Regions from separate parts of the Homo sapiens genome. Here all the other regions are linked to region 1. Evidence: chromatin contacts called from ENCODE Hi-C or POLR2A ChIA-PET data. All regions are on one chromosome and are shown on one strand. Each heading gives the region's core, a stretch centred on a gene start or an enhancer-like site at or near the end of the contact. The rest is flanking DNA. Distances are from core to core; before and after follow the strand shown. Region 1 has its middle 25 kb from the start of ZBTB18. Region 2 overlaps LOC105373262 (a long non-coding RNA gene). Region 3 overlaps LOC105373262 (a long non-coding RNA gene). Region 4 holds the start of LINC02774 (long intergenic non-protein coding RNA 2774). Region 5 overlaps LOC105373262 (a long non-coding RNA gene). Region 6 has its middle 140 kb from the start of SPMIP3.

What was found. Hi-C counts contacts between places; a loop is a spot of excess contacts on that map. ChIA-PET counts read pairs that join two places held with the same protein, here RNA polymerase II (POLR2A). Pooled maps may share reads with other maps.
Region 2: a pooled map shows a loop between it and region 1 (2.7-fold over the local background). The contact joins two enhancer-like sites. A Hi-C loop is called at or near these places in 1 of 50 pooled maps. POLR2A ChIA-PET finds 5 or more read pairs at or near these places in 3 of 52 experiments (HEK293, activated B cell and activated CD4-positive, alpha-beta T cell).
Region 3: a map of CD8-positive, alpha-beta T cell shows a loop between it and region 1 (9-fold over the local background). The contact joins two enhancer-like sites. A Hi-C loop is called at or near these places in 4 of 168 maps with a recorded cell type or tissue (B cell, CD8-positive, alpha-beta T cell, head of caudate nucleus and 1 more), 1 of 37 single-sample maps with no recorded cell type and 10 of 50 pooled maps. POLR2A ChIA-PET finds 5 or more read pairs at or near these places in 1 of 52 experiments (IMR-90).
Region 4: a pooled map shows a loop between it and region 1 (2.7-fold over the local background). The contact joins the promoter of LINC02774 here to the enhancer-like site in region 1. A Hi-C loop is called at or near these places in 1 of 168 maps with a recorded cell type or tissue (astrocyte of the cerebellum) and 3 of 50 pooled maps. POLR2A ChIA-PET finds 5 or more read pairs at or near these places in 2 of 52 experiments (K562 and activated T-cell).
Region 5: a map of naive thymus-derived CD4-positive, alpha-beta T cell shows a loop between it and region 1 (8-fold over the local background). The contact joins two enhancer-like sites. A Hi-C loop is called at or near these places in 1 of 168 maps with a recorded cell type or tissue (naive thymus-derived CD4-positive, alpha-beta T cell), 1 of 37 single-sample maps with no recorded cell type and 7 of 50 pooled maps. POLR2A ChIA-PET finds 5 or more read pairs at or near these places in 4 of 52 experiments (HEK293, IMR-90, activated B cell and 1 more).
Region 6: a loop to region 1 is called in a map of PC-3, with 3 times the contacts of the local background. The contact joins two enhancer-like sites. A Hi-C loop is called at or near these places in 1 of 168 maps with a recorded cell type or tissue (PC-3) and 3 of 50 pooled maps. POLR2A ChIA-PET finds 5 or more read pairs at or near these places in 4 of 52 experiments (AG04449, BJ, activated CD4-positive, alpha-beta T cell and 1 more).

The regions. Positions count from the first base shown.
Region 1 is chr1:244,073,640-244,078,406 of GRCh38, reverse strand. No RefSeq gene overlaps it. Among named protein-coding and RNA genes, the nearest start is that of ZBTB18, 25 kb to the right of the region's middle. RefSeq lists enhancers at 929-1,429, 3,542-3,591. Within about 2 kb of position 3,451, at least 4 of the 41 ENCODE cell types and tissues checked have a DNase peak (open chromatin) inside an H3K27ac peak, as active enhancers do.
Region 2 is chr1:244,316,831-244,321,566 of GRCh38, reverse strand. All of the region lies in intron 1 of LOC105373262 (a long non-coding RNA gene), which reads left to right. Among named protein-coding and RNA genes, the nearest start is that of SPMIP3, 33 kb to the left of the region's middle. RefSeq lists an enhancer at 1,626-2,035. Within about 2 kb of position 2,031, at least 9 of the 41 ENCODE cell types and tissues checked have a DNase peak (open chromatin) inside an H3K27ac peak, as active enhancers do.
Region 3 is chr1:244,270,810-244,275,244 of GRCh38, reverse strand. The region is part of intron 1 of LOC105373262 (a long non-coding RNA gene); the gene reads left to right. Among named protein-coding and RNA genes, the nearest start is that of SPMIP3, 80 kb to the left of the region's middle. RefSeq lists a silencer at 1,957-2,183. Within about 2 kb of position 1,289, at least 21 of the 41 ENCODE cell types and tissues checked have a DNase peak (open chromatin) inside an H3K27ac peak, as active enhancers do.
Region 4 is chr1:243,915,444-243,920,306 of GRCh38, reverse strand. LINC02774 (long intergenic non-protein coding RNA 2774) reads right to left here and starts at 2,905. Exons shown (of 12, transcript NR_033883.1): 1 at 2,781-2,905.
Region 5 is chr1:244,297,777-244,302,028 of GRCh38, reverse strand. All of the region lies in intron 1 of LOC105373262 (a long non-coding RNA gene), which reads left to right. Among named protein-coding and RNA genes, the nearest start is that of SPMIP3, 53 kb to the left of the region's middle. RefSeq lists an enhancer at 2,238-2,307. Within about 2 kb of position 2,413, at least 30 of the 41 ENCODE cell types and tissues checked have a DNase peak (open chromatin) inside an H3K27ac peak, as active enhancers do.
Region 6 is chr1:244,208,414-244,212,994 of GRCh38, reverse strand. No RefSeq gene overlaps it. Among named protein-coding and RNA genes, the nearest start is that of SPMIP3, 140 kb to the left of the region's middle. Within about 2 kb of position 1,659, at least 3 of the 41 ENCODE cell types and tissues checked have a DNase peak (open chromatin) inside an H3K27ac peak, as active enhancers do.

The sequences.
Region 1 (4,767 bases), core at 2,202-4,701:
AGAATTTAAAAGAGATGAATCCCAGCAATTTGGGAGGCTGAGGCAGGAGAATCGCTTGAGCCCAGGAGTTCGAGGCCAGCCAGGGCAACATAGCAAGAGTCCCCATCTCTACAAAATACATTTTTTTTAATTAGCTGACCACGGTGGTGAGTGCCTGTAGTCCCAGCTAGTTGCGAGGCTAAGGTGGGAGGATTGCTTGAGGCCAGGAGGTCAAGGCTGCAGTGAGTTGTGTTCATGCCACTGTACTCCAGCCTGGGAGACAGTGTGAGACCCTGCCATAAATAACTAAATGAATAAATAAGATGTTCAATGTCAAATGCATGACACATAGTAGGGTCGCAACAGCCACAGGCATGAGTGGGCCCTGGAGAAGGCAGCACACGAGAAGAGCCATTCAAGTTGCAAGTACCAATCCCAGTGGCGGTGCAGAAACAGGGGAGGAGGTGGGAGACTCGTGGGGCAGTCAGGATTTCCAGAGATGCCAGGAAGGACTTTGCAGGCAGGGAGAAGGTGCTGAGTGCAGCAGGGCTGTGGGCTGTTTTATTTCCCTCCCTAACCTTCACACTCAGTCGCTCCCATCCCACTAGCTCATTCACTCTTCTCCACATCCCCGTGTTCACAGCAAAGCAGCCTGTGGGTGGTGCAGAAGATGGAGAAGTCGTGAGAATAATAGCAACAATAGCAATAGTAATAGCTGGCATTTTTACGGAGGGTTGCTGTGTGCCAGGCACCAAGCCAAGCCCTTTCTCACTTCCTCCTCAACTACGAGGGGGTGGGGAGGGGGCCGAGGGAGCTTCTGCTGTAATAGCCTCTCCGTGAGGACGGGAGACCGCAGAGGGGCTGCTCACGTGCCGACGCGCAGGGATCTCTGGCCCGCACCGGACCTGGGCTCTCCCAGCCCCACCGCCGTGGAATCTGAGGGACTTCACGCTTCTGGGAAAGGAACAACAAAGAAGGCATACACAGAGATTTTGTGCGATTCAGAAAGACTCCAGAGAGTAACAGGCCAGCTTCCCTCCGGTATTGGAAGCTACTCTATGAAACTCAAACTCATAGGCCAAAACTGCATGCTTTTTTCAGAAGGCCAAAGCAAGTCCACCTCAGCTCAGAGTATGCCAAGCTTCAATTAAATGTAAACGGATCCCTTAATGCATAGAAGAGACAAAATAGGGCTGAGGCTGCATGCTGCATTGAGTCCACATGGCACCAGGGAAGTCTGACCCCTGGGAAAGGGCACGTACAGGTTGGCTGCAGGTGCCCGGAGCATGTAAATAATTGGAAATAATGGGGCTCCAGTAGGTACCATCAAATGCGTGAATGGGATTATTCCTAGCACTTCTGCGAGCCACAGATGACTTGCGCCATCTCCTTTACTGTGCTGAGTAGCGACAGATGGCAGAAGGAGAGTTGGGCAAAACCAAGTCTCGTCTCCCCACCATTAACAAGCTGTGTGACCTTAGGCCAGGCACTTAACCTCTCTGGGTCTCAATTTCCATGCTTTTATAAGGCTGAGGAAAGCTCAATTCCCTTCTGGCTCTAAAATCCCTCTTCACCCCTTCTCACATGAACTTTTGGAATTGGCCACGGAGGCCAAAAGAAGCCGTGGCTGCATGCTGGTCTAGACTGAACAACAGACACCCCAGCAGGCAAAGCCTCGTGCAACATGCCAGGGTGTTCCTGAAATCGTAGAGGTAAATCAGCTGATTGAAAACTATATCATAAAAGTTATGGAAGTCTCACTCTGTCGCCCAGGCTGGAGTGCAGTGGCCCGATCTCAGCTCACTGCAACCTCCACCTCCTGGGTTCCAGCTATTCTCCTGCCTCAGCCTCCCCAGTAGCTGGCATTACGGGAGCATGCCACCACGCCCAGCGAATTTTATATTTTCAATAGAGACAGGGTTTCACCATGTTACCCAAGCTGATCTCGAACTCCTGACCTCAGGTGATCCGCCCACCTCAGCCTCCTAAAGTGCTGCACCTGGCCCCTTTAATCTGTTTCTTAACTTGATTTTCCACAGGTGGATTTAATAAGCTTCAGAGTCAGCTGATCTAGGTTGGAACCCTGGTTCCTGGAAAAATTACTCTCTCAACTTCAGTTTCCTTATCTGTAAAATGGTGTTAGTGCCTACCTTGAAACTTTGTTAGGGAAGCTAGCAGGAATTTATGTCGAGTGAAGCAGAGTACGTTAAACATGAGGTGCTCGCCTCATATCAGCTTTTTTGCACGATCCTCAAAGCAAAACACATGTTCATGTGTACTTGCCTTTTTCTCTGTGGTCTCTTTTAGGTCCTCCAGGACAGGGACAATATTTTTATTCTTGGTAAACCCTATAGTGCTTTGCACAACACTTAGTAGAATAAGTGAATTCATCAATGAACGAAATTACTCTTTCGTTTTTCCCTAAGGTTCTGGTCTCTTTTAGGTCCTCCAGGATAGGGACAATTGTCATTCTTGGTAAACCGAGAATAAAACTTTTCTCTCTGATCTCTTTTAGGTCCTCCATGATAGAGACAATTTTTATTCTTGGTAAACCCTATAGTGCTCTGCACAATACTTAGTAGAATAAATGAATTCATCAACGAACGAAATTACTCTTTCGTTTTTCCCTAAGGTTCTGCCTTCCAGAGTTCACACCATCTCACACTTCATTGTTTCTCCCTTCCTCACAGCCAACATCTCTTCCGGGTGGTAGGTTTAAGTCAGTCTCCGGTCGCCGTTTTTGCAAGTCTTAGAGACTGGCCCTTTTAAAAGAGGATTCCTGACATTTGCATCTTGTGTCAGAACACATGCATTTGCATACGTTGGAGAACCTTGAGGCTCCAGACAGCCTGAAGTTAGAAAGTGCTCAGAAGAGCAAGGCAAGCCTCCCCCAGGAGGGTAGGAAGTGGTAGGCACTTACAGTTAGTGCCAGCCAACTCCTTAATGTCCCAGCCAAATTCCTGGGATGGCCAGTCCCAGGAAACCACATGTTTTTATGCTCAAGCTTGTAAAACATTGTCGTAAGTAAATCAAATTTTTGTCCTGCCCTCTCTGCTTACCAGACCAAGAGCAGTGATTATGAATGGCAAGTGGCAAGAAACGGGGTGGAGAAAAACATCACCAGTGAAGACGGAAATGTGTCTGAGAGGTAGGACGGGGGTGTCTGCTTTCTCAGGGAAGCTCCAGCTTCTGTTCCACCTCCTGGGAACCTGCCTGTGTGTCCTAATGTCCACCTAGCCCGGATGAGACTGGACAATCAAATTCATGCTCCTCCCGCTCTCCCTCACTTTACCTGTGGGGGTGTCAAAGCCAGAGAGTGAAGCCATTAAATCAGTGCAACCAGAAAATTCATGAGCTCAGAGAGGGCGGGTTGCCTGGTAGAATTAGTAAACTTCATGAGGTGAGAACCACATTTCCGTTCAGCTCAGTGTTCGCGGTGCGAGACAATGCCTCGCCCACTCGAAGTGTTTGTTGAGGGAGTGGATGCATAGATGCAGGAATAAACCAGTGAACGAACACATCGCAGCCGGCAGTAAACTCAGCAAGCCCTTCAGGTTCCCTTTCAAGGCGCTAAGACTACCCGTTTTGCAGCCTGGGCTACTTAGGGGTAACAGGTGAGAAAATATCTGTTGAAGTTTCCAGGACAGTGGAGAGGGCAATGCGTGGGCAGGTCCCAGGAGAAAAAAAAGGCTGCAGGTGGGGTGGAGCCAGCCGTGCAGGAAGCAAGTGGGAGAGAAGTAGGAGGTGGGTGCAGCTGAGCGCCCGGGGAAGCCCCTGCAGGAAGGGACGTTGGTCAGGCAGGAGGAAGGAGGAGGAAAGAGCACATCACATCTGTGGTGCCCAGGTGGCCACCCAGAGCCCACTACGCCACATAGGCTGTCATTTAATTCCTTCAAGAGCCCTGTGATTTCAGTATTATTATCTCCATTTTATGTCGGAGAAAACTGAGGCTCAGAAATAGTAAGAAACACAACCAAGGTCAAGAAGCTGGAAAGTGGAATAGCGTTGGGAATTCAACCAAGGTTTCGCCAATTTCAAAGCCAATATTCTTTCCATCCTCCTAGCACTGTCTCCTGGGAAAAATTAATGTGAGGGATACGTATCACATTGATACACATCATCCAATGATACCCTGCCTCCACCCTGCCGCCAGCCACCCAGCCCCATCAGTCCCCAAGTCCCGTTGACTTGTTTTTTCTAAGTTTGACTGGGACCCAAACCCTTCTTTCCATCCCTGGCTGGGCTGCTGCCTCAGCCCATTCCTCCATCACCTGTCACGTGGACCACAGCGGTCCTCTCCTGACAGGCCAGCCACCCTGCTTGCATCTCACATGGCACATCCACAACCACAGTGTTCTTTCTGGAGTGCAAAATGGAATGTTTTTCTCCTGCTCTAGGATGAGGCCCAGATCCCCTAGGTCCTGGCCTGGCTGACCAGCCCAGTAGCATCTCTCTCAATTGGATGGTGATCCCCAAAAAGATATGTCCACACCTAACAACCGGACCCTCTGAATGTGACCTCATTTGGAAAAAGGGTCTTTGCAGATGCCATTAAGTTAAAGATCTTGTGATGAGGAGATCATCCTAGATTACCCAGGTGAGCCCTAAATCCAATGACAAGTGTCCTTTAAGAGGCAGAGAGAGACCTGGTGCGGTGGCTCTCACCTGAAATCCTAGCACTCTGGGAGGCCGAGGCGGGAGGATCACTTGAGGTCGGGAGTTCGAAACCAGACTGGCCAACATGGTGAAACCCCGTCTCTACTAAAAATACAAAAATGAGCCGGGTAT
Region 2 (4,736 bases), core at 782-3,281, 240 kb before region 1:
TAATCCCAGCACTTTGGGAGGCCTAAGCGGGCAGATCACTTGATGTCAGGAGTTCAAGACCAGCCTGGCCAACATGGCAAAACCCCATCTCTACTAAAAATACTAGCCAGATGTGGTGGTGGATACCTGTAATCCCAGCTACTCAGGAGGCTGAGGCAGGAGTGTCACTTGAACCCAGAAGGCGGAGGTTGCAGTGAGCTGAGATGGCGCTGCTGCACTCCAGCCTGAGAAACAGAGCGAGACTCCATCTCAAAAAAATTAAAATAAATAAATAAATAATAAATAAAAAGGTTGAATATCCTCTCCTAAATGTAGACTGGGCCATCAGAAAATACACTTTCCATAATCATGGAGTCATAGAAGAGCATGTTAGACACAAATTTTTTTCTAATTTTTTAAATTTTTTTGAGACAGAGTCTCACCTCAGGCCTCACCCAGGCTGGGGTGCAGCAGTGGCGTGATCTCAGCTAACTGCAACCTCCGCCTTCCAGGTTTAAGTGATTCTCCTGCTTCAGCCTCCCGAGTAGCTGGGATTACAGGCACACACCACCACATCAGGCTAATTTTTGTATTTTTAGTAGAAATGGGTTTTCACCATGTTAGCCAGGCTGATGGACGCTACCTTATAATCAGCTGGTCCATCCCCCTGTGTTTTAGAGACAGAAACCAAGGAAACAGCAGTGACTTGCCAAGGTCACAGAACTTGTTCTTCTGAATTAGATTCTATATTCAATGCATTGAAAGTTTGTGATCAAAAGTCAGAGTGAAGTAGGGATTTGCAAATAATAAAAACTGAGGTGCAAGAGCTTTTTTTAAAATAACGCTTTTTTTTTTAAAGAGACAGGGTCTCACTCTGTTGCCCAGGCTAGAGTGCAGTGGCACGATCACAGCTTACTGCAGCCTCCAATTCCTGGCCACAAGTGATCCTCCAGTCTCAGCCTCCTCAGCATGTACCATCATGCCTGGCTAATTTTTATTTTATTTTATTTTTGAGATAGGGTCTTGCTCTGTGTCTCAGGCTGGAGTGCAGTGGTGTGATCTTGGCTCACTGCAGCCTTGACCTTCCCGGCTCGAGTGATCCTCCCACCTCAGCCTCCCAAGTAGCTGGGACTAGAGGCATGCACCACTATGCCAAGCTGATTTTTGTATTATTATTTTTTTTAGAGGTGGGGGTCTCACTATGTTGCCCAGGCTGGTCTTGAGCTCCTGGGCTCAAACAGTCCACCTGCCTCAGCCTCCCAAAGTGCTGGGACTACAGGCATGAGCCACTGTGCCCCACCTCACGTTTTATTTTTAGTTTTTTGTAGAGACGGGGTTTTGTTGCTCAGTCTGGTCTGGAACTCCTGGCCAGCCTCAAGCAATCCTCCCACCTCAGCCTCCCAAAGCACTGGGAATACAGGCATAAACCACTGCTTATGGTCAAAAATAACACTTTCATGTATAATTTTCTCATTAGAAATTTGTCAAATCACACCTAGAACTGAGAACACCACCGAGCCTCTTCAGGGACTTAGAAATCAGGGAAACCCCTGATGTGTGTGAATATACATTGGCCTGCGTCCTGGCCGGGGAAGGCAAGTTTAAGTTTTCAGAGGATTTGTAGGTTGGATGTCATGATTGCCTTCCTCAGGGCTGTCATTTCTTAATGTCTTTTATATTCTTCTTCTCATCTCCCTTCTGCACTGAGTCAGGGCCTCTCTCATGGAGCAACAGTCTTCCCACAGAGAGTAAAGTCATCACAGTGGAGGCTTGCTCAACCTTTACAAATTCTAAAACCACAGGCCAACATTAACTTCCTCCATTTCTCACCGGAAATCAACATGGCCACCACCATCGTGCCTCATCCTGCTCCTCTTGGACTGTAAATCATGGCTTGTTCATTGTAAGCCGTCAATTGCATGTTGTTTCAGTTGTCTGCCAACTCAATTCTATCAGTGTGTTTTGACTGATAGAATTTTGTAAACTCCCTTTTACATTTATTTGTATTTGACGAGATGGTTTGATTTTGTTGAGCTGTCTTCCTCTTTGTTATCCCTCCTATCACAGTTCTTGGAGCTCACTACCCCTTTTCAGATTGTCATGGGCAGGCAAATTGCTGGTCCCCTCGCCTTGCAAGGTCCTTTGCATAACCACACAGTTTTCACTTGAAAAGACAATAGAGTTGCCAGATAAAATACAGGCCCCTGCAAGATCTGGAACACACTCTGCACGATGCCATGCAGTATTTGGGATATACTTATGCCAAAACTTGTTCATTATTTATGTGAAATTCAAGTTTAATTTGAATTAAATATTGGCACCCGTATTTTTATTTGTTAAATTTTTATTTGTTAAATATTTGTTAAACTTTTATTTGATATACTTATGCCAAAACTTGTTCATTATTTATGTGAAATTCAAGTTTAATTTGAATTAAATATTGGCACCTGTATTTTTATTTGTTAAATCTTGCCACCCTCAAGTACAAACGCCTCTGTACCTCAGAGGCATAAGAATGTGCAAATGGGATTCATGCAACTCACAACCTAGACCTCCCTCTCTTTTCTATCTTCAAAAACCAATGTTCTTTTACTGTTAAGAACCTTGGGAGAGAGGGAAATCACAAGGTAGTCTTAAGCAGATTACTACACTCTTGTAGTGATAACATTTAATTAAAAAATTGATTTATTTTTCTTCTGACTTAAAAGCAAAATGAAACAAAACAAAACAAAACCCCAAACCACAAACTCAGGCCTCCTCTCTGGGCTTCCCTGCACACAGGCTGATGTTAACTGCACTGAGCACCCTGGGAACATCAGTCCAACTGCAGGCACTGGAATCGCTGTAGACCATGACGGACAATGGCTCCCATACACACAGTATTCCAGTCTTGGGAGTGAAAATGGCCCCGTGCAGCCTCACGGCCCATGGGTTTAGGCTGAACTTTGAGACCATTTCTTTTTATTCACACCTGGGATGGCCTAGCCCAACTGAAACCAAGCAACCTGGACGCCCTATCAGTGGCTGTGAAATCATAGGCCAAATTCCTCTGTGGCAAAGACTTCCTGTAAAAAATACCGTTAAGGCCTAGCCAGGTCCGAAATGAATAAATGAATAATCATTGATTATTGATCAATGCTTTTTAATCAGTGCCCTCTGTGAAAAGGAACTATCCCTCCCCACAAAACTCTTTTATGAATAGAACCAGAATGGTTGAAGGGTGGTTTCATTCTTTTTTTTAAGAGATGGGGTCTTGCTGTGTTGCCCAGGCTAGTCTTAAACTCCTGGCCTCACGTGATCCTCCTGCCTCAGCCTCGGCCACTGAGCCTGGCTCATTCACTTTTTACCTACTTTTGGAACCTCAAATGGTAACTAACTTACCAAGTGATTGGCATAGCTACCAAGGTGAAATGTTAAATTTAATGCAGTGTCACATCGTTCTTCCAGATTCGTGGTGAGTAGGATTATCCAACAATCCCTCTCATGTATTTCTTTCTTTTTTTTTTTTTTTTTTGAGATGGAGTCTCGCTCTGTTGCCCAGGCTGGAGTGCAGTGGCACGATCTCGGCTCACTGCAAGCTCCGCCTCCTGGGTTCACACCATTCTCCTGCCTCAGCCTCCCGAGTAGCTGGGACTACAGGCACCCGCCACCACGCCCGGCTAATTTTTTGTATTTTTCATAGAGACGGGATTTCACCGTGTTAGCCAGGATGGTCTCGATCTCCTGACCTCGTGATCCACCCACCTCGGCCTCCCAAAGTACTGAGATTACAGGCGTGAGCCACCGTGCCTGGCCCCTCTCAAGTATTTCTAACCAAAATGATCAACCTTCTGTACCCTGAACTTACAGATTCTGTTCTAAAGTCAGTGTGAGAATTATTCCATCTAGGTTAGTACATTTGTCTCTAGAAAAACGACCCATGGGGAGACAGTGTTCCCCATGCCATTCCTTGCCTTTTGGGCCCACCACAAATCCTGATATTTAAGGCCCTTAAGTTAAATAATTCTGCCATGAAGCATGAAATGTAAGTACAGCTTAAATAATCATAAAAGAGAGACTATATGTCCAAGCAGGCAGCATGCACCTTGATGGGTGATGAGTACGTTAAGATAAATCATGCCCAGATTGCAAGGTGTGGGAGGCGTAGTGCACCATCCAGATTGCCCGGCAAATCTGAGGGACTCTGGGAGTGCTGCTGGCTGACAGCCTTCAGCTGTCTGTCCTCTCCAGAAATTGCTCTTGGCTGCAGAGATCCTCTTGCTTAAGGTCATGTCCTCTTGTGAGGGCAGTCGGTATCCGATGACTGTTCATTGCAGAGGTATAAGGGCTCGGACCCCGTGCCCCAACTCATGACAACTCTGAAGGCCCATGGGGTCAGCTGAGGTCACCCTTTCTCCTGGGGTGTTAATCCCAAGAGCACTCTAGCAGGCGTCCTGCATGCTAACTTCCATCTCAGAGCCTGTTTCCCCAGGAAGCAACCTGTAACTGGTGATATCAAGGATATTTCAACATGGCCTGCTGCAGTGGCTCACACCTGCAATTCCAACACTTTGGGAGGCTGAGGCAGGAGGAGGGCTTGAGCCCAGGAGTTTGAGACCAGCCTGGGCAACATAGGGAGACCCTGCCTCTGCAGATAATTTTAAAAACTTAATTTCAAAAGTAATATTCCAAGAAAGCAGATGCTAAGATGGGATTCTGCAGCTGAGTCACCTGTGTTTCTGGTTGGCAATGAGGACTTCATAACCGCTGGTAGATGA
Region 3 (4,435 bases), core at 40-2,539, 200 kb before region 1:
CTCTCTCTCCCTGACTGCTATCTCTCTCCCTGACTGCTATCTCTCCCTGACTGCTATCTCTCCCTGACTGCTATCTCTCTCCCCGTCTGCTCTCTCTCCCTGACTGCTATCTCTCTCCCAGTGTGGAAGAGAGGAAGAACCTCCTATTTTCAGACATGGCCTGTGGAGAAGAAAGCCCCAGGTTGCATCCACAGGGTGGTGTCTCTGGAAGATTCTGGGATAACCCTGTAAGAGTTTGGTGGAAGAGGCCGGGTGCAATGGCTCACGCCTGTAATCCCAGCACTTTGGGAGGCCAAGACAGGTGGATTGCTTGAGGTCAGGAGTTCGAGACCAGCCTGGCCAACATGATGAAACCCCATCTCTACCAAAAATACAAAAGTTAGCTGGGCATGGTGGTGTGCACTTATAATCCCAGCTACTCGGGAGGCTGAGGCAGGAGAATCACTTGAACCTGAGAGGCGGAGGTTGCAGTGATCTGGGAGCCCACCACTGCCCTCCAGCCTGAGTGACAGAGCAAGACTCAGTATTAAAAAAAATAAAAAGAGTTAGGTGGGAGGAATGAGTGCCTTCTCTGATTCAGGCGTTCTGGCATGTCACCTCTAGGGGATTGAAGGGGGACCCTCATTCTGTAGGACAGAGGGATAACCTTTCACCTCCATCCCCCAGATGTGCCCCAGGATCTCCTGTAGACACAGCCTACCTCCCCCTCCTATAATCCTCACCAGCGAGCACACTTGGGGTGCTGGTGACTCATCCTGGATCCTAAGGGAGGCTTCCTGAGGATGGGCCTAGTGAACCAAACTTGGAGACAGAAGGTGAGTATGGAGACAGCGGAGCCCAGCCCGGAGGGAAGATGGCCTGGACATGAGTCATCCGTCCTCATCATTCGCCCAAGGATTCGATGTTCCTTTGGCTGGCATCTATTTTCTCTTTGCAAAACTATTGATCCTGCTGCCAAATGTACCCTAAGCCTACCTTATGCATCAGTGAGATGAATGATAAATTCAGTAACCTGAGGACACAGTAACGAGAGGGCACAGAGGACAGTGACTTGGACTTTCATCAGTAGACTTAACACTGGTTGGGCCACGGCCCGAGCAGGACTGAAATTTAGCAGGAGATGAGGACAGTAACATTTGGGTTTGTTCACCAAGCCCCCAGCTTGGCACCAGAAATTTTTGGCTTTCTGCAAACAGCTGCACAGAAGCAGTGGCCAAACCCAGCTAGTGTGTGATGAGTCATCTTGCGTCAGCATCGTGCAGCACAGACATCCTATGAGGGCTCCTTTAGCTGCTGTGTCTGGTTTGGGCTTTTTCCAAAAGACGAGGGAGCCAAATACCTAAGCCCCCACACTAATGAGCACTTTGCGATTCCATGTAAGCAAAGTTATTTCACCTCCCAAGACGCATCTACACTCCTCATTATTCATTGGCTGGCCCCGTGAAGCAAGGCCGAAGAAACTGACTTGACTTAAATCAGAAAAATGAAAACGGAGAGGACTTGGCAGTATGTATCTTTAGGAAAGCATGAGACAGTGTAAAGTCCTTCTCTTTATTCTGAGGCCAGGGCTTTAGACTATAGTAAGGTTAGTCATTGAAACCGATTTCAAGTTTCTAAAGTTTTACCAAGTATGATGATAGAAACTACTTCTCTAGGGATTTTTAATATATTCATGTGCATATGATTTTAAAGTGGACAAGGCACTCTTCATATGCATGATCTTATGTAAACACTACAAAACTCCAAGAATCAAACATTTATTATGACCTCCATTTTACAGATGAGAAAACAGGTTCCTAAAAATGAAATTATTTGCTCAGGGATGATGTCACAAATCACTGACAGAGCTTAAACGCAGGAACCAACATTCTGACTCCAAATCCCATTGATGTTTTCCCCAAACGATACAAGAAATGTCTTAAATGAAAGTCCATGTGAATATTTTGAAGAACCCTTCCAACGTCTTACCTAGACTGTTTTGTGATGCTGAGAAATTGATCTACACGTGTGCATCCCTCACATGGCCACAAGATGGCAGGGTAGCCTCGATGATTGAGAAATTGGCTTCATTCCTTGCACCAGTAGAGGGCTGTAGTTCCATGTTTCAAAAAGTAAGACATGGAAAAAAAAAAAAAAAAAAAAGAAAAGAAAAGAAAAGAAAAACAAAACAAAACAAAACAAAACCCATCAGTGTCTACATTGATGAAATAGGATGGTGGGAGGTTTGTTTTTCTTTTTGCCTTTTCTTTTTTAAATTAGGCAGTGAGAGTTCAAACAAACAAGTCTCCATTTTCACCTCTGTGTTTGCTTTTGGAGGCACGAGGTCAGGACTTGGGCCAGCCGCCTAGCCTACATTATTCATCTGTCCAGTTCCAGCCCTGGAACAAATGTGAAGAAATGAAGTAGCTTCAGTGGAGGGAAAACAGTGTTGTTATTGTTGCTGGTGACAGTTCTATTTGCCAACAAACATAAAAACATACTTTGGAACCCAAATGGGCTTGTCAGAGGGAACTTTTGTTCCATGTTTGGGCTGGGATGCTTCCAGATAGAAATCAGGCTGGCATTTGAACTTCAGGAGGCAGGGAGAGAGCTGTGCACAGCAGCTACTGACCCGAAAGGCCAGGCCATCAGCTGCAGTTTTCATCTGGGTGTCGTTTGACCACAGCCCACGCGGCTCCGGGTTGCCAACTGGGGTCACTGCCCTGAATGGGTATTATGGGGGAGGAGAGCAGGGCAGGCAGGCCAGGAGGATGGGCTTGCCACAAAAGGGGATTAACAGGCTTTGGATTCTGAGTTTTTGGAAGGTGGTTCTCACTTTGGGGCTTTGGGATGGTGAAAGCGGTCGTGATTCTGGGGGATTTATTTGCTGTAAGGTCTCAATTATCCCAAGACTGTTGGCAGCACCTTGGAGATCCCTTTGCTACATGGATTAATTACTCCAGGGATAAAGCCATCCTCGCTGTGTCTGCTGGTGAGTGTTTAGGGTCCGCGAACTCATGTAAATGCCAGTCTAAGGAAGCATAATTCAGAAGGCCAATCTGCCCATCCCCTGCTACTGTTACATAATTCAAGGTGAAGGTCCCAACCACAGCTGTCCGGGGGCTGCCTCCTCCCTCGCAGATGGAAGAAGCTTGCTTGATGGACTGGACTTACACTAATACGCTATCTATTTGGAAAGAAGAGATGGCGATAAATTACTACCATGGTGAATATCATTAAAATGCCGCAGAACCAAAAGCACTGTGTGAATGTTAACTCCAGGCACCTCGCATAGCCACTCCACAAAGCTCCGGTATCACCCAACACTTTAAATTGAGCTCTAAAGCTGGAAAGGCATCTTAGAGATTAGCGGGTCCAGACGTTCGTGTCTAAGACAGCAAGCTCCCCCTAGGAGGAGTTCAAGAAATGTTTGGTGAATGAGTGAGCCTTTCATTTTACAAATCATGTAACAGCCCCTGGGAAGTGAAGCAATTGCCCCCATCGCACACCTCATTGGTGGCAGACCAGGCACTACGGCACAGCTGGCTAACTCTCAGGTTAGTCCTGTTTCAATTCCATTTTGCTGCCTAGCATTTAAAAAACTCATTTTTATTTTGTTGCTTTTTTCTTTTCAAGCCTTCTTTTGATCTACAGTTCGCTTCAGAACTACACAGTGATGAGGCGGAAACCTCTTGGTTCTCACCTTCAGATTCATTTGGTCTCAATTTCCAACCACTGGGCCTTGTAAACCTTAACTGGCTCTAGAGCTAAATAGTTCAATTTCCAGCATTCAGCCTCAGATTTATGGACACTTACGATAGAAGACTCAAATGTATTCCAATAGATCAGGGGTTGAAAACTTTTCTGGAAAGGGCCAGATAGTCAATACTTTAGGCTTTGCAGGCCATACAGGCTCAGTTACAACTATTCACTTTTGGGGTTTTAGCGTACAAGCAGCTGTAGAGAATACGTACATGAATGAGCATGGCTGTGTTCCAGTGTAAGAGAAAAATAGGCAGGAGGGGAAACAAATTCGGCCCTTGGGTCAAAGTTTGCTGACATTGCAAAGGAGGACTTGGTCTGTGACTTAGTATTTTCCAGCATATTCCAGATCTAAGCAAAGATGTATCATTCATTTTTGTAGAGTCCTTTCACATTCCCAGTCTATCCACCCACCTTAAATAGAATTCTTAATTTTTTCAATCAGAGACTTGACAGTCCTTATGAGGAAATGTATCTGTGTGGTGCTCTTGGGTTTATGTGTCAGGAAGTCTGGGTTTGTGAGATAGTGTCTTGGCTTGGCTTGGCTGGGTGGTTTGAGCAACAACATTTTATTCCTGAGTTCTGAAGGTGGGAGGCTGGGAAGTCTAAGATCAAGGAGCAGGCCGATCCAGAGTCTGGCGAGGGTCCCCTTCCTGGTTGGCAGGTGGCTTTTTCTCACTGTATCTTCATGTGG
Region 4 (4,863 bases), core at 1,656-4,155, 160 kb after region 1:
GGCTAGTGACAAGGCTTAAAATAGAAAGGGTCAGTTGCTTTACAGTTCAGTTCTATACAACAACTTTTCCCCCACAAGCATCTCAAAGTCTTTTTTTTTTCTGTCACAGCTGATTACATGGAAAGACTTTATGACTACATATCTTATGATGCAGTTGCAAAATAATTATTTACTTATAAAATAAATATTCAGCCATTAATCTAGTTTTTAAAAATAGGAATTTACCTTTTATGTAAGACTTTGTATGAGATATCTGGCAACTCTCAGAAAAACAGGTCTCTCTCATTATGGTAACTGGATACATTTCAGCAGTGTGTTTGTGTGTGCTTGTCTTGCTGGAGAGGGGCCCTAAATCAAGCTGGCAGGTCCTCAAATACCGTCATTTTATTCAACATCTTTTCAAAATCACATTGTTGAGAAAGGCTGGGTGCGGTGGCTCATGCCTGTAATCCCAGCACTTTGGGAGGCCGAGGTGCGGGGGATTGCTTGAGGCTGGGAGTTTGAGACCAGCCTGGCCAACATGGCAAAACCCCGTCTCTACTAAAAATACAAAAATTAGCTAGGTGTGGTGACACCACCTGTAATCCAGCTACTGGGGAGGCCGAGGCATGAGAATCACTTGAGCCCCTGAGGTGGAGGTTGCAGTGAGCCGAGATCACACCACTGCACTCCAGCCTGGGCGACAGAGTAAGACTCTGCCTCAAAAAAACACTGATGAGAAAAAAGAATCACTTCCCCACCAGGGCCGCCGTCTGTGTGAGTTTGCATATTCTTCCCATGTCTATATGAGTCTTCTCCAGGTACTCGGTTTTCTCCCACATCCCAAAGATTGCGTGCATGTTAGATAAATTGGTGTATCTACAATATCCCAGTGTGAGTGTGGCTGTGTGTGTGAGTGCACCCTGCAATGGGATGGCATCCCATCCAGGGTCCAGGGAGGGTTCCCAGCTGCTGCCCTGAACAACCAAGAGGGACTCTGGCCACCCTCAATCCTGAACTGGAATAATCAGGTAAATAATTCTTACTTGTTTTTATTAATCTTTCTTAAGTGTGTCTATAGCTCACATTTATTTCAATATTTAATATTAGAAGGGCGTTGAGTCTTTATTTAGAATTTTGGTAATGTTTTTGTGACCACAAATATGCCATAAGAACTTGCTTGTTTATATCATTTAGCCTATGGTAAATATTTTTGTTATACTTCGTTTCACTTAAAGTTGCAGTTTCCAAGAGCTATCGACCACGTTCAGACTTAACTGTACTGTAACGTGTGTTTTTTCTCCATTGATTCCTACTAGGGTAATAAAATTGTCAACCTAAGGGAACAAATAAATTCTAGAAGTAAAGGCTTTCTACACAGTTGTTGCAGGAATACCAACCATAGGCTCTGGAGACGAATGGTTTAACAACTCACCATTGGCCAAATAAGGTCTCACCCCTGCTGTATTTGCACATGCTGTTCCATTAGCCCTAAACCATTCCTCTCACACCACTGTCGCTCATGCTTTCAATGGGACCAAAGGCTCAGCTGACCACCATAGAGTCAGCGAAGTCGCTTGTTAAATACAGGTTCCCTGCCCTACCTTCGAAGATTCTATTATAACTCGGTAGAGGAGGGGGGGGGGGGCAGAGAATATGAATTTTTGTCCCCTCCCTAAGTTCCTTCCAAAGCACCAGCAAACTGAGAACCAGCGCTAACACCCTCTCCAAATACCACTTTCTCTGGAAAACTCACCCAATCCTCTCAGCCTCCTCTCTGTTCTCCTAAACATCATATACTTGTAACCTGACTTTGGCACTCAGCACACCCAACCATGTACTTCCCTGCCTTTCCTCATCCTCTCCCTCATGAACCCCTCAAAAGCAGATCCATCCGCTTCCTCTTCCAATTCCAAGCACAAGGCTCAGAATCTTTGAACCCTTCACACATGGTTGTGGACTGAATCAGTAAATAAACAACTTAGGAAAAACACGTTCACTATTTCTTGAAGATAAACAGGTTTAGTTGGGGGCTGGTCCTTTGGAACTCAGGTGTGTCTGTTGGAACCCTCTAATGTTGCTCCTTTCGGGTGGGCTCTGTCTCCAGGAGCAGATCACCTCCCTGCGGCCCCACGGGGATAGCCCTTCTTCTGTGAGCTCTGACTTCAGGCTCCACTCCAGGATGCTTTCGCTTTCCTTTGACTAGGAGTGGAGTTAAAACAGTATTAAACTTTAACAACAGACGTTTAATTGCACAAATTGCAGCCTTGAGAGTCCAGGTTCTGAAAAGCATCGAATTTGAATGAAAGAGAAACATGTGTGATTTGGGGGAGAATTCTGAGTACATTTTAATAGGGTTCTACCAATTAATTTATCTCCTGGCTTCCACAAACACCATAATAAACTTGTCATTTTCTGAGAATTAACTCTTCGATTAGACGTGTCTGGACAATTGCATATTAACAATCTTCTGAACTCGTCGCCATAATGGGAGGACAAAGTGGATGAATGCAGAAAGAAGAAACAAAACAGGGGCCGGCAGCGTTGGGGCGCTCTTCTGCGGCGCGCTACAGCCGCGCTGCTGTGAGGGGACTGAATAAATGGGAGGCAACGCTGCCTCTTCCAAAAAACCGAGAAAGCAACCGGAGGACGTAGCCGCTCAGGAATGCCTGCGTCGTGATGCTTATTGACCGACGCAGAGCTTAAGTCTCGCTGCCTACGCGTTCACAATATAAACAGGAAGGATTAGGGTGACCCCACGTCCCCAAAGACTGAAGCAGTCCGAGGAAAGCTCTGGTTACCTTGCATCCTGAGCAGCCTGCCCCTTGATGACAGATGTCCCAGATTCGGGCATTCTTTTGTGGCTCATGGGAAAGCACGGCTAATCCGTGCGAGCCCGCGCGCTCGCCCCTCGGCTGCATTCAGCTCGCTCGCACAATGCGCTGGCGGAGCTCCCCGGCCTCGGGGGCCCGCGGGACGCCGGCTCCCCCCACCCCCAGCCCCGACCTCGCCGCTGGGCTTGGCGTCACCTCCACGTGCGTGCGCGCCTCGAGGTTCTCGGTGCAGAAGCGGGTGGGCGTGGGCGTGCGGGGAGAGTGAGAAGGAAAAGTGCTGGCTGCATGGAGAAAAGGGAAAAGCAAGACGGATCAGGCTGCTGTTTTTCTTCCCACCTGTTCTTGCTCGCTTCTCTGTTCTACCCAGGCTCTCCCCCACTTTTTAAGCCCTCCCTTCCCCGCCCTTCTCTCCTTTTCCATTCTCTTCGCACTTTTCAATGCACCAGGCTATAACAGCCTTGCAGGGAGTGGCTGAATTGTAAAGACTCTGTGAAGTAGGTACATTTTGCAGATGAGGAAACTGAGGCACACACGAGCCCAGGGGGCACTGGATGTGGAACCAGGCCTCCAGAGCGCGCTTTCTCCACCACTAAGCTGCAAGTTGCTGATGTCCCTAGCAAGGACTTCCCTGTTACCTGCACTGCCACCCTGCCGTAAACACATCTATGTTTCCATCTCAGCGGCCTCATTTAGCGAGAGCAACGAGTTCACACGCCAGTCAAATGGAGAAGACGTGGAAGAGACGGTTTCGTTTATCAGAGCATTTTCCACCAGCAAACCTGGCCCGGGTGGAAGTTCTCTTGCTTCAGTAAGGATGCAGGTTCAATGAGCGCTCTCACCTCCACCAGCTCCACTTTCCCCTCAAGGAACTGAGGAAGAATCCCTACCTCTGAGAAGGGGGTTTAAAAGCCAAGGTGTGAAAAACAGGGATGAAAGAGGGGGTTATTAACAGATGACAAATGATCTCCTTGGTATTCTGGAAAATACCGGAAGTAATATGCTGCATACCTGGGAATAACGTAATAATTCTGAAAACAACAAGGCAGGAAACAAAATCCGGAAAGTTCAGGGAGATTTGTAAAGATTTTAGAGCATGAGTCAGAAAACTGTGTTGAATATGTTGGAGCAGGGAGAGGGGGACGTTTCAATTTCATTACAGATTAAAGAAATGAAACAGCACAGAGATATCAGATTTCACCTATGAAACAGGGAGTGGAGGTAAGATCTAATGATGTAGAATGTGCCATGTCATATATTGCTGGTGGGAGTGCACTTAAGAGATGATTTGGAAATACTTATCAAATGCCTCAAAATATGTGTATTTTTGACCCAATAGTTCTATTTATGGAGTTTTATCCTAAGATCATAATTTACAATATGCCAGATAACTTGGATAGAAGAAGGGTCAATGTGCTGTTCTTAATACCTAAAGAATGGAAACAGATCCACATGCCCATCAATAGGGAACTGTTTAGAAATGTTACAGTAATCCACACAAACGAAAACTGTTGGCGACATATTGGTAACAGAAAGAAAGCAAATTTGCATATCACAGTACCTTTTTTGAAAAAAAAAGTATAAGGAAATATGTCTGGAAGAGCGTGTAAAATGTTAGCTGTGCTTAAAGGCTGTGAATGAGTTTTATGTTGTCCTGTGTTTCCATATTTTCCAATGTATCACCAATGAATACCTATTATATGAGTAATAAAGAAAATTGAAATATTGATTTTTGAGGAAAAAACAAATTTCTCTTTCTCCTTAATAATTGATGAGAGCAGCTTCTGACTCAAAGGCAGGACAAGTCCTCCAAGGAGGCGAGAATACTCATCCTGCTATGTGACTTTCATCATGGAATGAGAATCTTGCCACATGGGTGTCAGGTACCCATGCATAAGCATGTCCTTCAGTCAACAACAGAGAGTCCACGGGTCTTAGGTTCACACTGGGGAATTTAACTGAAAAGTGCTGTTATCCCATGCTTGGCCAATGCCTATCCAAGAGAAGTGATATTCACAGAGGACAGTCCAGGCGGTTTGCTGACCACTTGATC
Region 5 (4,252 bases), core at 1,164-3,663, 220 kb before region 1:
GTGCCACCTCCTAACCATTTGACCTTGTGGCAAGTTTCCTTCCCCACCTTAAATCTGACTTTTAAGTGGCCACACCTCCTCCAGGGCCCAGACTTTCCTTTTCCCAGTAGGCATCTCCTGCCTTGGCCCTATCCACTTCCTGGCCCCTCCCTTCAGACCCAGACCCAACCCTTTTTTTGTTTATCCTCAGCGCTCCCCCTGCTTTATTTAACCCTTTGGGTTTCCTCTCCCTAGACTTTTATTTTATTTTGATGTTTATTTTTATGTTTATTTTTATTTGAGATGGAGTCTCGCTCTGTGGCCCAGGCTGGAGGGCAGTGGTGCGATCTTGGCTCACTGCAAACTCCGCCTCTCGGGTTCAAGCAATTCTCCTGCCTCAGCCTCCTGAGTAGTTGGGATTACAGGTGCCCACCAACATGCCCAGCTAATTTTTGTACTTTTAATAGAGACGGGGTTTCACCATGTTGGTCAGGCTGGTCTCGAACTCCTGACCTCAGGCGATCCACCGGCCTCGGCCTCCCAAAGTGCTGGGATTACAGGCAGGAGCCACCGCGCCTGGCCTCCCTAGACTTTTATGAAGTGGAACTCTGCCCAGTGCTGTAGGAAGCAACGGGAATCTGCAGTCAGGCAAGCCTGGGATTTTAAATCCTAGTTTTCTACTTTCTAGCTGTGTGTCCTTGGGCAGATTATTCTTTGAGCATCTATTTCATCCCCTTTAACACACGCGTAACAAGGTAAACCTCACAGGGTTGCAGCAAGTGTCAAGTCAGTGAGCGAAGAAGCTCTTCCTTTCCTATGAAAGTCAGGATGACCGATCTTGGGCTGCTTTTAAATTCCCATTCCTCCAGAAGCAAAGGTCCAGTGCAGATTTGGCAAAGACTCCGAGAAATGACCTTGTTTTTCTATACTGAGAAACTTTCTTAGGAAAACAGTAGATATTAGGGAGAAGGTGAAGCCAAGGGCAAGAGAAAATGCAGCATAAACTTCCCATGACTGAGTGAGCTGCAGAAAACTGATAAGGAATATAGTTTACCCCTTTTTTGAAAGAAGAAACAAATAACTTCGTATTACAGGAATTCCATACTTCAGTGTGTAATTAAGTGGATTCTGGCAGAAAGAATCTGGGATTCTGGAGTCTAATCCTTATTCTGAAAACCGCTTCATTTCAATTTCTAGTTTTCCTTGCTTGTTAATGCCTAGGTTGTGTTGTAAATCACAGGATCTTTAGGGAAAATAAAAAAGTACTGGAAAAACCTGGGCAGGCTAACAGGGCAGGCTCTGACTGCCATTGTCACCTGTGACACCCTGTCTCTAGTCTGGGAACACATTCTCTCTCTCTCTTTTTTTTTTTTTTTGAGATGGAGTCTCGCTGTCGCCCAGGCTGGAGTGCAGTGGCACAATCTCAGCTCACTGCAACCTCCACTTCCCGGGTTCAAGCAATTCTCCAGCCTCAGCCTCCTGAGTAGCTGGGACTACAGGTGCCCAACACCACGCCCGGCTAATTTTTGTATTTTTGGTAGAGACGGGGTTTCACCATGTTGGCCAGTCTGGTCTTGAATTTTTGGCCTCAGGTGATCTGCCCACCTCAGCCTCCCAAAGTGCTGGGAGTACAGGTGTGAGCCACCGTGCTAGGGACACATTCTCTTTCCTGTGTGGTGGTTTTCACTTGAAGCAAGAACCAGTTATCCCCCTTCTCCTGAGAAATGACAAGCCTGTATTTTGGCAAATATGTTGGTTTGCAAATCTGTTGCAAAACAGATTTCGGTGGTGGTGGTGGTGGGGTGGGCGCTCCCCAGCCCATCCTGGGAGGTTTTATTACAAAAATAACTAATTCAAGGACCTCCTTGTGGCTGGGCGCGCTGGCTCACGCCTGTAATCTCAGCACTTTGGGAGGCTGAGGCGGGCGGATCACGATGTCAGGAGATGGAGACCATCCTGGCTAACACGGTGAAAACACGTCTCTACTAAAAATACAAAAAATTAGCCAGGCGTGGTGGCGGGCGCCTGTAGTCCCAGCTACTCGGGAGGCTGAGGCAGGAGAATGGCGTGAACCCGGGAGGCGGAGCTTGCAGTGAGCCGAGGTCGCGCCCCTGCACTCCAGCCTGGGCCACAGAGCAAGACTCCGTCTCAAAAAGAAAAAAAAAAAAAAAAGAACCTCCTTGTAAGTCAGCCTCTCCCAAAGGAGGACATGGAGGGCCAGGCTAGTCCTAGAGTCTCTAGCAGGGCCACTTCCCTGAAGTTTTGTTCCTTGCTGGCTTAGCCCAAATAAACAGACCACTCTTCCTGTAGCGCTAAAAAGTCACTCGATGGCTTTCTGTTTCAGATTTGGTTTCAGAAGGGTTTTGTCAGCTTTCTGTAAACTGCGTCTGTAATTGAGGCCGGCCGCCTCCAGGTGGCACCAGTGTGCCGTCCCACGCTGAGTCTGCTCTGAGAATCAAGACGTTTCACTACCGCCCAATTCATTTGAGGAACTACTGCCAAGATGCATCTTCCTAACGATTTCTCTGCCCAGAGCCCTTCAGAGGCTTCCTGTTGTCTGCTAGATAAAGCCAAGCTATCAGTGCTCTCAGCCTGAGAGCAAGCTGAGATGCAGTCTTGTCTGAGTCTGCAGGGTGGTGGGAGAAGAGGCATGGGGCTTTTTGGTTGCAGTAGAGGGAGGAGATTGTTTGAGAAATGGGGGGAAAGAACTGAAACAACCAAAACAATGAGAGTGAAAAGGAACCACGACACCAGTGTCATGGACTTGTGTCTCTGCAGAGAAGCAGGGCATGTCGAAACTGCAAGCTTTTCGTTTCTCTCTCTCTCTCTCTCTCTGTCTCCTTTTTTGGAGTCTCGCTCTTGTTGCCCAGGCTGGAGTGCAGTGGTGCGAGCTCACCTCAATGCAACCTCCGCCTCCCGGCTTCAAACAATTCTCCTGCCTCAGCCTCCCGAGTAGCTGGGATTATAGGCGCCCGCCACCATGCCCGGCTAATTTTGTATTTTTAGCAGAGACAGGGTTTCACCATGTTGGTCAGGCTGGTCTCGAACTCCTGACCTCAGGTGATCCACCCGCCTCGGCCTCCCAAAGTTCTGGGATTACAGGTGTGAGCCACCACGCCCAGCCTAAAACTGCAAGCTTTTCACACAAGACCCAGGACTTACATTTTTTAGTGCTCACTAACACAAGTAATAAAATGTGACACAGAGGGAGGGAGGGAGGAGAGGGGCTTTCTCCTCTACCTTTACAAGAAACACAGTGAAACCGCTTTGCAAAAATTAGGTCAGTGAGAGAACTATGGCAGTGAGGGAGATCTGATCTAGCCAACCCTCATCTTGCCTTTAGCCTTCAAGTTGCCATTAATTGTTAATATTTCTGGGTGTAGGCCAAGCTAACTTTGAGAGTTAAATGATAATAGCCCTTTCCCCAAAGTCAGCTGCTTTTGTAAAAGTAATGAGAGACCACCAGGCTAGCAGGGTAGAGGAGCCTGAATTCTGCTAAGGTGTAGACATAAATGATTGCCAACCATTATTCTGCAGGTCATAAGATTTGCAACCTCCCAGATTACTCCTGCAGATAATATCACCGTTATAGAGCCTAAGATTGGCCTTTGGGATATCTTTTCAGTCTTTTTTTTTGATGTCTGACACTCATGCCTCCACCTAGACCCACTGACCCCTCCTGTGGCCCCACCCACAAAGGACTCAGGCACAGGAGGACCATTTCCCACACCCCTATGATTGCACCCCCAGCCAATCAGCAGCAAGCACCCATTGCCCAGACACCTCCATCCCTTCTCCCAAACTACCCTTCAAAAACTCCTAACCTCTGAGCCTTCAGTGAGGTCGATTTGAGTGATAACTCCATCTCCCATGTGGCATGACTGACCTCGAGTCAATTAAACTCTTTTTATTTTTTTGAGACGGAGTGTTGCTGTGTCACCAGGCTGGAGTGCAGTGGGGCGATCTCAGCTCACTGCAACCTCCACTTCCAAACAATTACTCTATCTCAGCCTCCCGAGCAGCTGGAACTACAGGTGCGCACCACCACACCTGGCTAATTTTTGTATTTTAGTAGAGACTTGGTTTCACCATGTTGGCCAAGATGGTCTCGATCTCCTGACCTTGTGATCTGCAATGCTGTGGTCTCTGTGAATGGATTTTGTTTGTGTAGTGGGCAGGAAGCACCCATCGGGTGGTTATAACAGCATGACTCTAGGCTTGCCACACAGCTGTGACGGTGGCACACAGCAGCCCTCAAATGGCTTCACAAGCA
Region 6 (4,581 bases), core at 410-2,909, 140 kb before region 1:
ATTAATAGGACTGATTGTGTCAAAGCTGATGGAGTCTTTGGTTCCTGGCCAGGGTGCAGAAGCATGAGGGCCTCTTTCATGCTTATGAATGACTGGGTTTGGTGAGCTTCTTTGATGAGCTTCTTTGTCCATATTCAAGGGAATGGGGTCAGTGTCCCTTCCCTAGAAACACTGCACCCACATCTTTGCCCCTTAAAGGGCTGCTTTGTTGTGTCTGCTGTTGTTTTATCTAAACTTTCTTTAAATTGACCTCCTTTCTCTGCAGTATATGCTAAAATAATTGGCCCCTGACCAAATATTTCTGAAAGGAGCCCTAATGCTTTTGGTTAAATGCCAAATAAACAAGTCTCCTGCTGGGGGAGGGTCCTCTTCTGACAGACCCAAAGCCTTGCAGAGCATGAGGCATTGACCACTGTCCTCTCCGCAGATGGAGAGACTCCCCAGGGTCTGTCCGCCTGAGAATAGAGCCTACCCTTCTGTGTGGTGGCACCATCTCCCCACTCTTTGTCTGTCTGCCCTGCAAGGCGTCCCTGTCCTCTGGCTCAGCTACTGTTCCAGGATCAACAAACATGTTGACTTACAGTAAGTCCTCTTGGCTCCCCCATCCCCTGCTCCCTCCCATTGCCCAGAACCATGACATGGAATTAAAATGTGGCCGAACACCCAATGAAGCTATTATGATTTGAACCCAATGAGTATGACCTGACACTCCACGAGGCTGGTTGGGTTTCAGTGGCTAAAACTGCCCAGCGTGCTCAGTTATTTCTTGACACAGATTTCACTCTCTAAAACGGCCTCTCAAAAAAGGATGGTGAGCACTACAATCCCATTTTGAGGATGAATTTGAGAAAGAATGACCTGGAAGAGTACAAATCAAAATGTTAGCATAAGCTGCATCTCCAGCATGGGATTATAGTTTATTTATTTTATTTTATTTCTTAGCTGTATTTTCTAAAATTTCCCTAATAGTCATGTTTCATTCTTGCAATAAAAAAATGAAAAGTTAGGTTTTCAAGTAAATATTGCTAAAACAGTGGCCCACAAATACATCATTTTTTTTCCTGTAGGATGAGCCAAATGCTGACGGTTTTCCTTTTTTTCAGGTATAAATCATTATTTGCTTTGTGTGAGTTGGTGAGTGCTATTTACAAGGCTATTTTAAACTAACAAGCTTATTTTGGAAGGTTATGATAGACTTAGAGGGAATTACAGGATTTGAGTTGGGCAATATCTTGGACGCAGTGCCTGTTATGATGGACAAGAGAAGAAATGACTAAGTGCCTCTTTGGCGGAGACGGAGCCGGAGCAAGCCACTTTAAGTTCCAATGAATTCAAGTAATTACCTTTTTTATATGTCAGTAAAAAACTTCAGCACCCCCTAGAGAGGCTAGGTGTGGATGGTGTCTCTCTTTAACACTTCTTTTCCCAAGACTGGCTAAGGAAGGAATTTGGCTTGATTAGGAACCTTAGTGCTTGCAAGCGTGTGTGTTGAGGTGTTTTTCTGGTGAGTGGTTAACTCATGTTTCAGAACAACAGGGCAGCATTTAGAACATAAAAGAGACACGCAAGATGACTTTCCCGCCAATGGGACGCTCTGGGTTTAGGTAACACTGAACCCTGTGGATGCGCAGAGGTGCTTCCTGACCTGCACTGAAGCCTGCAGAAGGTAGAGGGCGCCATGGGTGGAATTCCCACTTGGCTCCCATATCCGCTGTCAAGTTCCTTAGCTTCCGCTCTGTCCCTGAGTAATGGGAGCAGCTGATCCTGTGTTTCAATGAGTGCTTGCTTTCTGCCTCCAGGGCCCCAGGGAGACCCAGGCCCGCCAGTACCCAGGGCCTGTGTGCGCAGAGTCCGGGTGTTGGAGGCCGCTGCGGAGGGGCTGGCACGGTGGGCTGGGCCGGGAGCCGCAGCGCCCCAGGCGTGGTGTGCCAAGTCTCAGCAGAGCAGACCGGGCTTGACCGACGCTGGCTCCGAGCAGGCCGGGCGAGCCCTCCATTTTGGAAAGGCTCAGGGGATGTTGAAAGGATCTGGCAAGGTTCAGGCCTGCTACAGAGAATCGGTGCTTCTCCACCCGCTTGGATTTGGTGAACACTTCGCAGACACAGGCGGTGATGCCAGCCTTACGAATAAAGAGACTTCCAGAATATCCTGGGGCTCACCTAAGGGAGGGCTGCTGGAGAAGAGTGGCTAGGATGGGAACCTGTGATATTTTCATAGGAAATGAGCGTTTCGTCTGTGCAAACAGTGCACACGAAATCTCCTTTGCGTTACACGTTGGAAATGGTTTTGTGTTCAGAGCCAATGCGGCGGCTTGGGGTCTAGTGTTGGAAAGAATCATAACCCTGATCCTAAAGAGAATGTCAGGTTCTGGGAAGTACAATCAAACATAAAGTTCATTCCAATATCTGGCCCGAGAAGGCAGGCCGGGGGAACATTTCTTTATGTAATAGGGATTCCCATCAAAGTTGTTTATAAGCTGTTTTATGATGCTGTGAGTTGTGATGCAAATCCTGTTCTCTTATTGATTTATGTTATGGGTTTGTGGACTGTCAAAATTACAAAAATAAATCTTAATTTGGGCTATTATAAGTTCAGAATTTGTGATAGCTCAGATGTGAATCTATGAACGTTTATCTTTGTCTATTTAGTTACCTGTTTCTTCTTAGAGAATACAGATTAACAGGACAAAAAAAAAAAAAAAAAAAGCCCCGATGAACAATGTTTAAAATCATTGACGGAAGAAATTGTTTCCAAGCACCCACAAGTAAATAAACACACATGTATTGAACACTGCTGGTCACCACGGGGTGGGGGTGGGGGTAAGGATATAAAGAGAAAGAGGAAGTCTCTGCCCTCAGCATTTAAAACCAACACTAGGTGAGGTGTGGTGGCTCCTGCCTGTATCCCAGCATTTTGGCAGTCCAAGGCAGGAGCATTGCTTGAGGCCAGGAATTCGAGACCAGTCCGGGGAACATAGCCAAATAAAAAAATTAGTCTAGCATGGTGGTGTGTACTTGTAGTCCTAGCTTCTTGGGAGGCTGAGGCTGGAGGATCTCTTGAGCCCAGGAGTTGGGTGTTACAGTGAGCTATGATTGTGTCACTGCACCCTAGTCTGGGTGACAGAGTGAGACCCTGTCTCTAAAAAAAAAAAAGTTAAAATTAAAAAAAAGCAAAAACAAACGCCAAGGGCTCAAATCACTAAGGGCTCAAATAAATTTAATACAAGACAGAGTGCTTTAAATATATCCCTTTCATTCCCAACCTTCTTAAAAGAGGAAATTATGTTTCTTGCTGCCTTCCTGTACCTCACGCTCAAATCTCAAACCGACGAAGCCTGATTTCTTTTAAAAACCTTTTTTTAATTTTCAAAAATTAGTTTTTACTTTTTAGAGATTATTTTTTGGAGACGGAGTTCTCACTATGTTGCCCTGGCTAGGCTCCAACTCCTAGGCACAAGCGATCCTCCCGCCTCAGCCTCCCAAGTAGCTGGGACAACATGCATGTGCCACCATGCCTGGCTTGAAGCCTGATTTCTAATCCTTCCAATCAACTGAAATGCTAAACATTCACTAATCAATAGGCAGTCAGGAGCCTGTCTTCAGTTCTCCTCTTGCTTAAATCTTAGCAGCATTCGATGCTACCGATTGTTTTCGACTTCTTGTTACACTATGATCCCTGGATTCTTTCTCCTGTCTGGTTTCCATCCCAGCTTGTGAATATTCTTTTAGAGGCTCTTACTGACTCTTCTCTCAGTCTTACAATGCCATTGTTTCCCAGGGTTTCATCCTCATGTTTTCTCTTCTCACTCCGGATGCTTTCTCTGAACAAGCTCATAAGCTCCCATTATTTCAACCACAAGTGATATATACCATAACTCAGAAATCTGCTCTTAGCGCTGACCTCCCCACCGACAAGTGTAAGCTTCCTAAAGCTCCTGAGCACTAAGTGGCATACAAAGAGGAAGATTATTATGTTGGCCGTGTGAGGAATGGATTGGACAGAGGTACAGTAGGGAAGGCATGTGGACTAAGAGCCTTTTGGGTCTAGGTGAGGGGTTATGAGGTGCCTTGAACATCTTGATCTACTGTAAATTTGCTTTACTTCCATTCTGCCTCTTCCCACAATATCTTGAGTTATGTGTTTATGTGCCCACCTCCTTTACCAGGCTGTGAGTTATTTGAGGGGAAAGACTATGACTCTCATCTTTGTCTCTTTCGTCCACAGTAAATATGGTAGTATGAGCTACTTACACCATTCAGGCAGCAGTGGGATAGGAAAAGAGGGAAGACATCTTTGATGTTGATACACTCATTGAAGGCACTAGTTGACCAGTTGGATGTGAAGTCTGAGGAGGTGAGAGGAATGGAGGAGGATGCTGAGCATCAAGTCCGGGTGACTGGGGCTGGTGAGACCATGAACTGAGAGAAGGCACACGGAAACAGGGGGCGGTGGAGCCAGCGTGTTGGGATTTGGGTGCAGAGAGACTGAGGCACAGTGGAGTTTGGATGTGGAAATGCTCAGGAGGCAGGTGGAAGCACAACACTGTGTTGACCTGCTGCGACTTAGTTCATGAAACTGAAA